Regions from separate parts of the Homo sapiens genome. Here region 1 is linked to region 2. A link is an interaction called in ENCODE POLR2A ChIA-PET data of the cell type or tissue named here. Cell type or tissue: PC-3. All regions are shown on one strand.

Region 1 (4,000 bases), 350 kb before region 2:
CCTCTAAAATAAGCATAAGAACACCAACCTCCAAGTTTTTCGTAAAAATTAACTTATGTAAGATACATCATACACATAGCAGTTTGTAGCACATATTAAGCTTTCAGCAGGTGGTAATGATTACCACCACTAAAATAATAGTAATAACATTTTCACCCCTCTTTGCTTTCTCAAACACTTCTCTAGATTCTAATCAGACAAACTTACCTTGAAAGCAGATATCAGCAACCTGGAATATTGTGGCAAAGGCAGCCCAGAAATTGTATCAGACATTGTACTTCCAGTGTCTTCCACTAACGTGCAAAAGTGTGCTCAGTGTATCCTGGGCCACCCTCCTCTTCATATCACCCTCCTACCACCGGGTCTCCTGAGTCCTCCTCTCCTTCCAGCAAACCCATCCATGCATACCATCCTCTGCCCTGCCCCAGTGTTACTCCTTCTCTCACCCTCCCCTCTTTAATCAAAACTCTCTTTCCTTCAGGATGGTTATATTCTTTGTGTGCTAGGACAAAAGTACCAGCAGTTTCCTCATCAGCCAACTGAGAGAGTAAATGAAAAGCTCCCAACTGCGCCAAGCCCTCATGTGGCCTCAGTAAATGTGAGTGCTCATCCCTCTTGTGTAAGATAGGAGATCCGTACAGGTTTACCTCTAAAACCCTGGGATTACACAGAAATTTAGAGCAAAGTATGAAGCCAGGGTAGTTTGTATGCTGGCAGAAAAGTTTTCTTAACCACTTTCTCCCCAACCCACACACCTCAACTAATCTTTATTTGGTAGACTATGATATATTTAAAGATATCTGAAGAAACTGTGTCACCACCCAGCCAACACAAAAAAGCCAAAACACTATCAAAATCCTCACCAGCCCACTTCCGAATAGTGGCTGGCCCCTGCTCCCCATACAAATATTGCTAGAGTATTTAAAAATAGAGTTAGCACCTGTTAAGGATGTTTGTGGACAGTCCAAGAAAACGTAGATCAGCTTCATCCTGGAAGGACCCTTGACCAAAAGCTGTGACCTCAAGCATGACAAGCTTTTTTGAGCAGAACTAAGAGCAAGATAGGCACCCCGTAACTAAGAGCAGCGTGGGTACCCCAGGGTAAGTATTCTGGTAACATTTGCTGAATTCAGGCTGGAGCAGTGACCTGATCGAGAGGTGGCATTTGCCATTAAGGCAGATTTGGAATTTGATGGGCTGGTTTGTCAAGCAAAGGACCATCCATGGGACTGATGGCTCCGTAAGAACCTAGTAATGGAATTATGTGCCTGGGATACACAGCTGGCAATTATATTCTCCACTTCAGGCAGCAATAAAGATAAAGTGCTTTATAATGTATTCATTCATTTCAATACAGTCAGTAGTGATGTTAGAATGGGGTTCCTATCAAGAAAAGGCAGAACTGCATTTGAGAAGGAAAAATGTGCTTTCTTAAAGAGATTATTTTAGAAAACACATGAATGTACATCAGAAATTTCATTAAATAAGTCAATTTGGCAGGTGATCCTAATGGGCTACTGGAAAAGGGGAATTAGAGCAATTGAAACAGCGGAAACAAATGAGCTACAGGTGTGCCTTCTTGTTGTCTCTGTTCTCATTTGGATTATTACAGGCTATGTCAAATACATTTTGAAAAGTTTGTAGTGTATCATCCCAATAATTATATCTGGAGTGTCTAGAAAGCATTGACTAGTTATATGATGGGGAGCTTAAGAGAGGAAATGTGGTTTCTGGGTTGTCCTCTCATAGGCTCAGCAGCTTCTTGATACTTCCCCTTATCCCAAGGCTGTCCTCCCCTCCTCTACCCAGGAGGAGATGAGTCACACAGGGAAAGAAAAGGACTCCTAATGCAAGAGGAAAAACACTGAGATAACCCCCAGGGAGGGGCGCTGTCCACAAGAGGCTGTGCTGATGCTCATAAAGAAGTTAGACCTGTGAAGGCACAAAGCTGCACTCCTAGCCTTGACCTCTTGCCAATATCAAAAAATGTTGTCTTTTAGGATGATGTGAATTTAAAGCTAACTCATAATCTTCCCCCTCAATTCCCAAATTAGCCTCTTTTTTGAATTTGCCTGTTTCACTAATTTAACTAACACATATTTATTGATAATTTACTATGTGCCAGGCACTGTATTAGGTGCTGAGGATAAAGCCATTAAAAAGGACAAAGTCTTGTCCATACACCCTTACATGCTAGTCAGAAAAAAATGACTTAATATATGATATATCGTCAGGAAGGATATAGTCAGGGAAGTCTTTCTAACCAGGGTACATTTTAGCCATCTCTATAGCTTAAGCTCCCTATCTCTATGAACCTGCAAGAATTTTTAGGAAAAGTAACATTTTGAAATATAGTGTATTAATTGAAAATGCCCATTTTTACAGGCATAAATGAGTGGAGAGGGCCAGGTAGGGGCTGAAAGTGAAGAAGCAAGGGAGGTGGGTCTCTGGAGGAAGAATGTTCAGAACAGAGGAATTGACAGGTGCAAAGGCCTTGAGTAGGGGTGATGCTTGCTTTGCTTAAGGAATAGCAAGGAGACCTGTGTGGCTGGAGAAAAGTGAGCAAGGTGGGATGGGAGGCAAGGCATGTCTCCCAGTTCTTATTCCCCTCCAGGTTGGAAACTGCAGGTAAACTACAGTATCTTTTACTCCTTCCACCTTTCTTTCATCCAGCTACATTTGCTTATCTTTTCTAAACAATGATTCTCTAAAATCATCCCTTCCCTACTTCCCCTTCCTCTCTCAACTTAAATCAGCCTCCAGTCACTTTATATCCAGATTATTCATGAGCCTCCTAACTGGCTTTCCAGCCTCTTGCATCTTCAACTGCTCCAATTACTTTACTAAGCTTCCAGATTAATCTTCCTAGAGCATTGCTTTTATCACATCTTTTCTTTCCCTGCATAAAAATGGCTTAGCATTAGCTGTAGGATAAAGCAGAAGCTCTTTAGCCCACCCCCGCCTCAATCTGGACCAAATCTCATCACCCTATGATCCATTCCCACCTTTCCAACTCCAGTGGCCTCCCCGCATTGTGCCATACTCTGTGTAATCACTCTCAACCTTGAAGCCCAGACTAAGACACATGTTAGCCTACACTGTGTGACCCAGCCAGAAACAGACTATCCCCTTTCTTTAACAGTTGGAGCACTAAGTCACACACACACACACACACACACACACACACACACACACACACACAAAATGTACTGTTTAATATACAGCAGATATATTGCTTCCTTCTTTAGTCCTGGCTCACCAATTGGACCAAATTCATTGCAACCGGGAGCCATGTCTTAAACATCCTGTACATCATTTGAGTCCATATATGTATATGCCATAATCTATATAATATGTGGATGATAAATATTAACAAACAAAGACTTCTGGGTTGTCAGGCATTGAACTGGGTAAGAAAAAATGAAATAAAATGACCATATTGTGTCCTTAAAGCCCTTTCTTTTTTGCAGGGAAAAGGCACTGTTTAGTGCAAGATCATTTTCCTCTTAATGGGAGCAATAGTAAGGTCAGAAACATGGTCATAAAAATCTTATTTAGCTCATCCCCTATGCTCAGTAGCTAGTTAGCCAGCTATCTAACATATTTATTTCAATCACTGAGCATATGTAACTATAAACTCTCTAGGGAATATTATCAACATGGTAGAACCAAATGTGGAAATGTGGGCACCTACATGGGCCTCTAATACGTAAGGCTAAAAGATCTGAAAAGCCTTATAAAAGTGAGAACAAGATATATTTCTTCAATCCTCCAAACCACTGTTAAAAGCTAGGCAATAGCAATATTTTGTCCACACACAGAAGGTTCACATGGGTACAATAAAAACAGAGCAAGGTTCATAAATCCTGCTTTGTTATGGAGAAAATATAAAAATTGCATTCTTAAATAGAAAGGTTTTCAACAAGAGGCTAATGTAAAATTTCTTTTCAGCTTTGGATGCCTGATGGCCTTGCACAGATTTGCCCAACAGAGTTGAACT
Region 2 (4,000 bases):
TGCCTGTGTTCACTTAAGACCCTTAGGGCTCTACAGTCAGCAGGTGGTGAAGCCAGCCAGGCTTGTGTCCTTCCCTTCAGAGTAGCAAGTTCCCCCAGGCCCTTGGTTGGTCCAGAGATCCTGTCTGAGAGGCAGGAACTCAAGTTAAAAACCTTAAAAATCTACCTGGTGCTTTTTCTGTTGCACCTAAGCTGGAACTCAAACACTGAGACAAAGTCCTTTCCACACTTCCTTCCTCTTTCTACAGGCAGAGGAGCTTCTCCCCATGGCCGCCACCATCACAAGCCCTTGGGGACTACTGCCAGGGTACTAATGATGTTCACTTAAAGCCCAAGGGCTCCTCTGTCAACTTATAGTGAACACTGCCAGGCCTGGCTCTCACCTTTCAACACAGTGGGCTCCCCTCTGGCCCAGGGCAGGTCCAGAAATGCCTAGAATTGGGGACCCCAAGAGCCTGCTTGGTGCTCTACATTACTGTCATTGAGCTGGTACCTAAGATGCAAGACAAAGTTCCCTTTAGTTTTCTTTCTGCTTTTCTCAAGCAGAATGGATCTTTCCTCTAAGCCACCATAGCTGGGAATGTGCTGGGTCTCACCTGAAGCCAGCACATCTCAGAATCTCACCCAAGGCCCATGGTGTCTTGCTGATGGTTATTCAGGGCCTGAGGGCTCTTTAGTCAGCAGGTGATGAATCCTGGCAGGACTGGGTCCTTACCTTTAAGGCAATGGGTTCCCTTTTTGCCCAAGGTGTGTCAAGAGACATCATCCTGGAGCCGGGGCCTGGAATGGGAGCATCATGACTCTGCCCAGTGCCCTATCCTACTGTGGCTGAGCTGGTATCCAAGATGCAAGACAAAGTCCTCTTTACTCCTCTCTCTTCTCCTCAAGTAGAAGGAAAGAGTCATTTTCATTGCTACAAGCTGTGCTGCCTGGTTTGGGGGAGAGGTGGTACCATCATTCTCTTAGCCACCGTTACTGGTGTCTCACTAGGTTATGTGCTGCCCAAGTTCACTGGCTCCCAGCTCAGCACAGCACTAGTACTTGCCTAGGAGTTGCAATGCTTGTGGCCTAGACTGCCTTTCATTTATTTGGGATCCCAGAGCACTTTAGCCCATGGTGGCACTCAACTTGGTCACTTGAAGTAGGTGGTGTCTGCCAGAGCTCTTCATTATAAAGGTATCTTTACCTTTTTGTAATTTATAAGTAATATCAAAGGTAAGATTTTGAGATCAAATGGATATATTAATACCCAAGTACATTCTCACTTAATCTTAGTATTATGCATTCATAACTCCTTAACACAATGGATCAGATCCTAGTTCTGATCTCTGAGCTCCAAAAATGTGTAATTAATGAAGTTTAACCTCACCTGAGCTCCTGATGCCTTTGAATCTTCCCCTCTGGCTATCTTCTTAGGTCTTGCAGTTCAAAAGAACTCATCCCTAGAGTTTTTCTAGTGTTATAGAATCTGACCCAAGATGCCAGGAACTGCCTCCAGGATTCTTGCACATGTTTTTCTTTCAATCTCTCTGTCCCTATGCCTACAGCTGGGTCCATCTGCACTTTGCCAAACTAGATAAAAAGGAAAGGCCTAGAGCTCAGAGGCAGAACAAAGAGACTTACCCTCTCATATTCAAGAACACTAAGAGACTCTTAGGAACCTCATTTTTCAGCTCAAGAGAAGATGAAGGACTCCTCCATGGCAGGCAGTGTTTGTACTTACTACAGTTCCCATCATGGTAGACTTGATGGATTCCCTAGAGCAGCAGGACTCAGCCAACATACTCTAGCCTGCCTTCTGAGGTAGAAGCTCCCATGTCCTATTCATTTCCCAGGCTTCTCATTTCTAGGGTCCTTTTTCCCCTAGATCCCTCAGGAATAGCTTCATGTGGATGCCCTCAGGCCAAGAAAACTCTCAGTTCCCATTTAGCAGGGTTTTGTGTCCTTTGTCTGCAGAGGAAATTCCAGCTCCCAGCCCAAGCAAACCTAAACAAGCTCCAACTACCAATGAGTGCCTTTTGTTATATCCCTACTAGGTATAGGGCTTCTGGAAGTGGAGAAACAGAACCACACTGAAGAAAAAAGGGGGATGGGGGAGCCCAGAAACTGTATCGAGTTTCTCTGTAAGGATTTCAGCCTCCAAAGTTTGTCTGTAGACCCAAGTGAGTTCCTCTCAACATGTTTAGAATCACTCAGTATAGGAGTCTTTGTGCCTAGAGTGGTAGGTTATGAGCTCTACCACAACCAGGGTTCTCAAAGGTACTTAAACGTCTGAGGGCAGATGGAGCAGGACCAGATCTGGGTTATACAGAGGTTACTTAGAAATTTTGGAGAATATGATAAAGGCCCAAGACCTCAGTATTAATATCAGTTCTTGGACTGCTGTGCTTGAGGCTTTTTGTAAACTTGAATTCCTCAAGATTCCTCCAATAAGACTTTCTGTATAAAATCCAGAACTTATTGTTAAAGACCTAGCAATAGCCAGAGTGACACTGGAATCTACCTTGGTGAACACAGCTCATTTCCTGGAAAATACTCTGCCTCTCCTGTATCATGTATCACCTGTATTTCTAACCCTAAACAATATATTGTTTATTTTTGAAGAAAAAGGAATACCAAGTAATATGGTTTGGATCTATGTCCCGACCCAAATCTCATATTGAAATGTAATCTCCAATGTTAGAGGTGGGGCCTGGTGGGAGGTGATTGGACTGTGGGGGCAGATTTCTCATGAATGGTTTAGTACCATCTCCTTGGTACTGTCCTTGTGATAGTGAGTGAGTTCTTGCAATATCTTGTCATTTAAAAGTGTGCGGCACCTCCCTTCTCTCTCTTTTGCTCCTGGTCTTGCCATGTGAAATGACTGCTCCCCCTCTGCATTCTGTCATGATTGTAAGTTTCCTGAGGCCTCCCCAGAAGCTGAGCAGATGTTGGCATCACGCTTCCTGTACAACCTGCAGAAACATGAGACAATTAAACCACTTTTCTTTATAAATTACCCAGTCTCAGGTATTTCTTTATAGCAATGTGAGAATGTACTAATACAGCAAGTATAACCTAGTCTCAATCAATTTAGAAGTTTATTTTGCCAAGGTTGAGGTATGCCTGGGAAATCAGTCTGTGTTTTTCTCCAAAGATGATTTTGAAGGGTTCAGTATTTAAAGGGGAAAAGCAGGCTGGAGGCAAAAAAGGAAGGATATAGTCACAATACTGAATCCACATGTTGCAAGAGAAAATAAGCAGATAGGGGAATAGTCAATTGTGTATTCATCTCATACTCAGTAAATTGGGATTTTACATAAGATAAGGTGAACACGGAACAGCTACCTGTGAAGATATTTAACCTTTTATCTGTAGCTGTTTATTTAGGAACAAAAGGAAAGGCAGCTTCTTGCATGACTCAGCTTTCAGCTTAAATTTTCCTTTTGGCATAGTGAATTAGGTTCCCAAGTTTTTATTTTCATTCCACAAAACTATTTGTGAGAAAAGGGCAACTGTGCTACTGTTAGATGAAGGTTCCTGGGAGAAGATCAGCTGAGATGTTTTTTAGTCACAGTTTGGTTTCAGCTACCTGAAGTTTTAAGAGTCTTGGAAAGTCAGGAGTGACTTCTGCTAAACACGGGGCTTTCCAGAGTCAGAGAAGCTAGCAAGCCTGTGGTTTGGACCAGGTACTAAATATTTGACAAGAGTATGCCAGGTGTAATGAGCTACTGTCTATTCCCCTTTAAAGCTCCCATGGCCTAACTCCAACTCTCAGGAGTAGGCCAAGAGAAGCACTTCTATGTAGGAAAATGAGTGTTCTTAGCTGATCCAAACAGAAGAAAGTGGAAGGGAAAGCCGGAACATCTTCAGCACGAAGTTAAGTCAAGCCAAGTAAAGATGAGACTCTCACCCAGGCATGCTTTCCTGAAGTTAAAAGAACTGTACATTGGCAGCAGGGATCTTGCTGATGAGCATCCTTGGCATAGCTAACTCTCAGGTCACACAGCTCCCATGGACTG

What was found. Peaks named below come from ENCODE experiments on the same cell type or tissue, not always from the same donor. Only the 100,000 strongest peaks of a DNase experiment are listed, where the experiment ranks them.
Region 1: POLR2A ChIA-PET joins it to region 2 with 5 read pairs; 3 of 35 experiments call an interaction of 5 or more read pairs at or near these places.

The regions. Positions count from the first base shown.
Region 1 is chr3:148,960,869-148,964,868 of GRCh38, forward strand. No RefSeq gene overlaps it. Among named protein-coding and RNA genes, the nearest start is that of GYG1, 29 kb to the right of the region's middle. In PC-3, a CTCF peak has its summit at 1,879; a DNase peak (open chromatin) is centred at 1,843.
Region 2 is chr3:149,307,350-149,311,349 of GRCh38, forward strand. The region is part of intron 1 of TM4SF18-AS1 (TM4SF18 antisense RNA 1); the gene reads left to right. Among named protein-coding and RNA genes, the nearest start is that of TM4SF18, 24 kb to the right of the region's middle. In PC-3, no CTCF peak of the experiment used is centred here; no DNase peak of the experiment used is centred here; H3K27ac peaks cover 1,432 bases.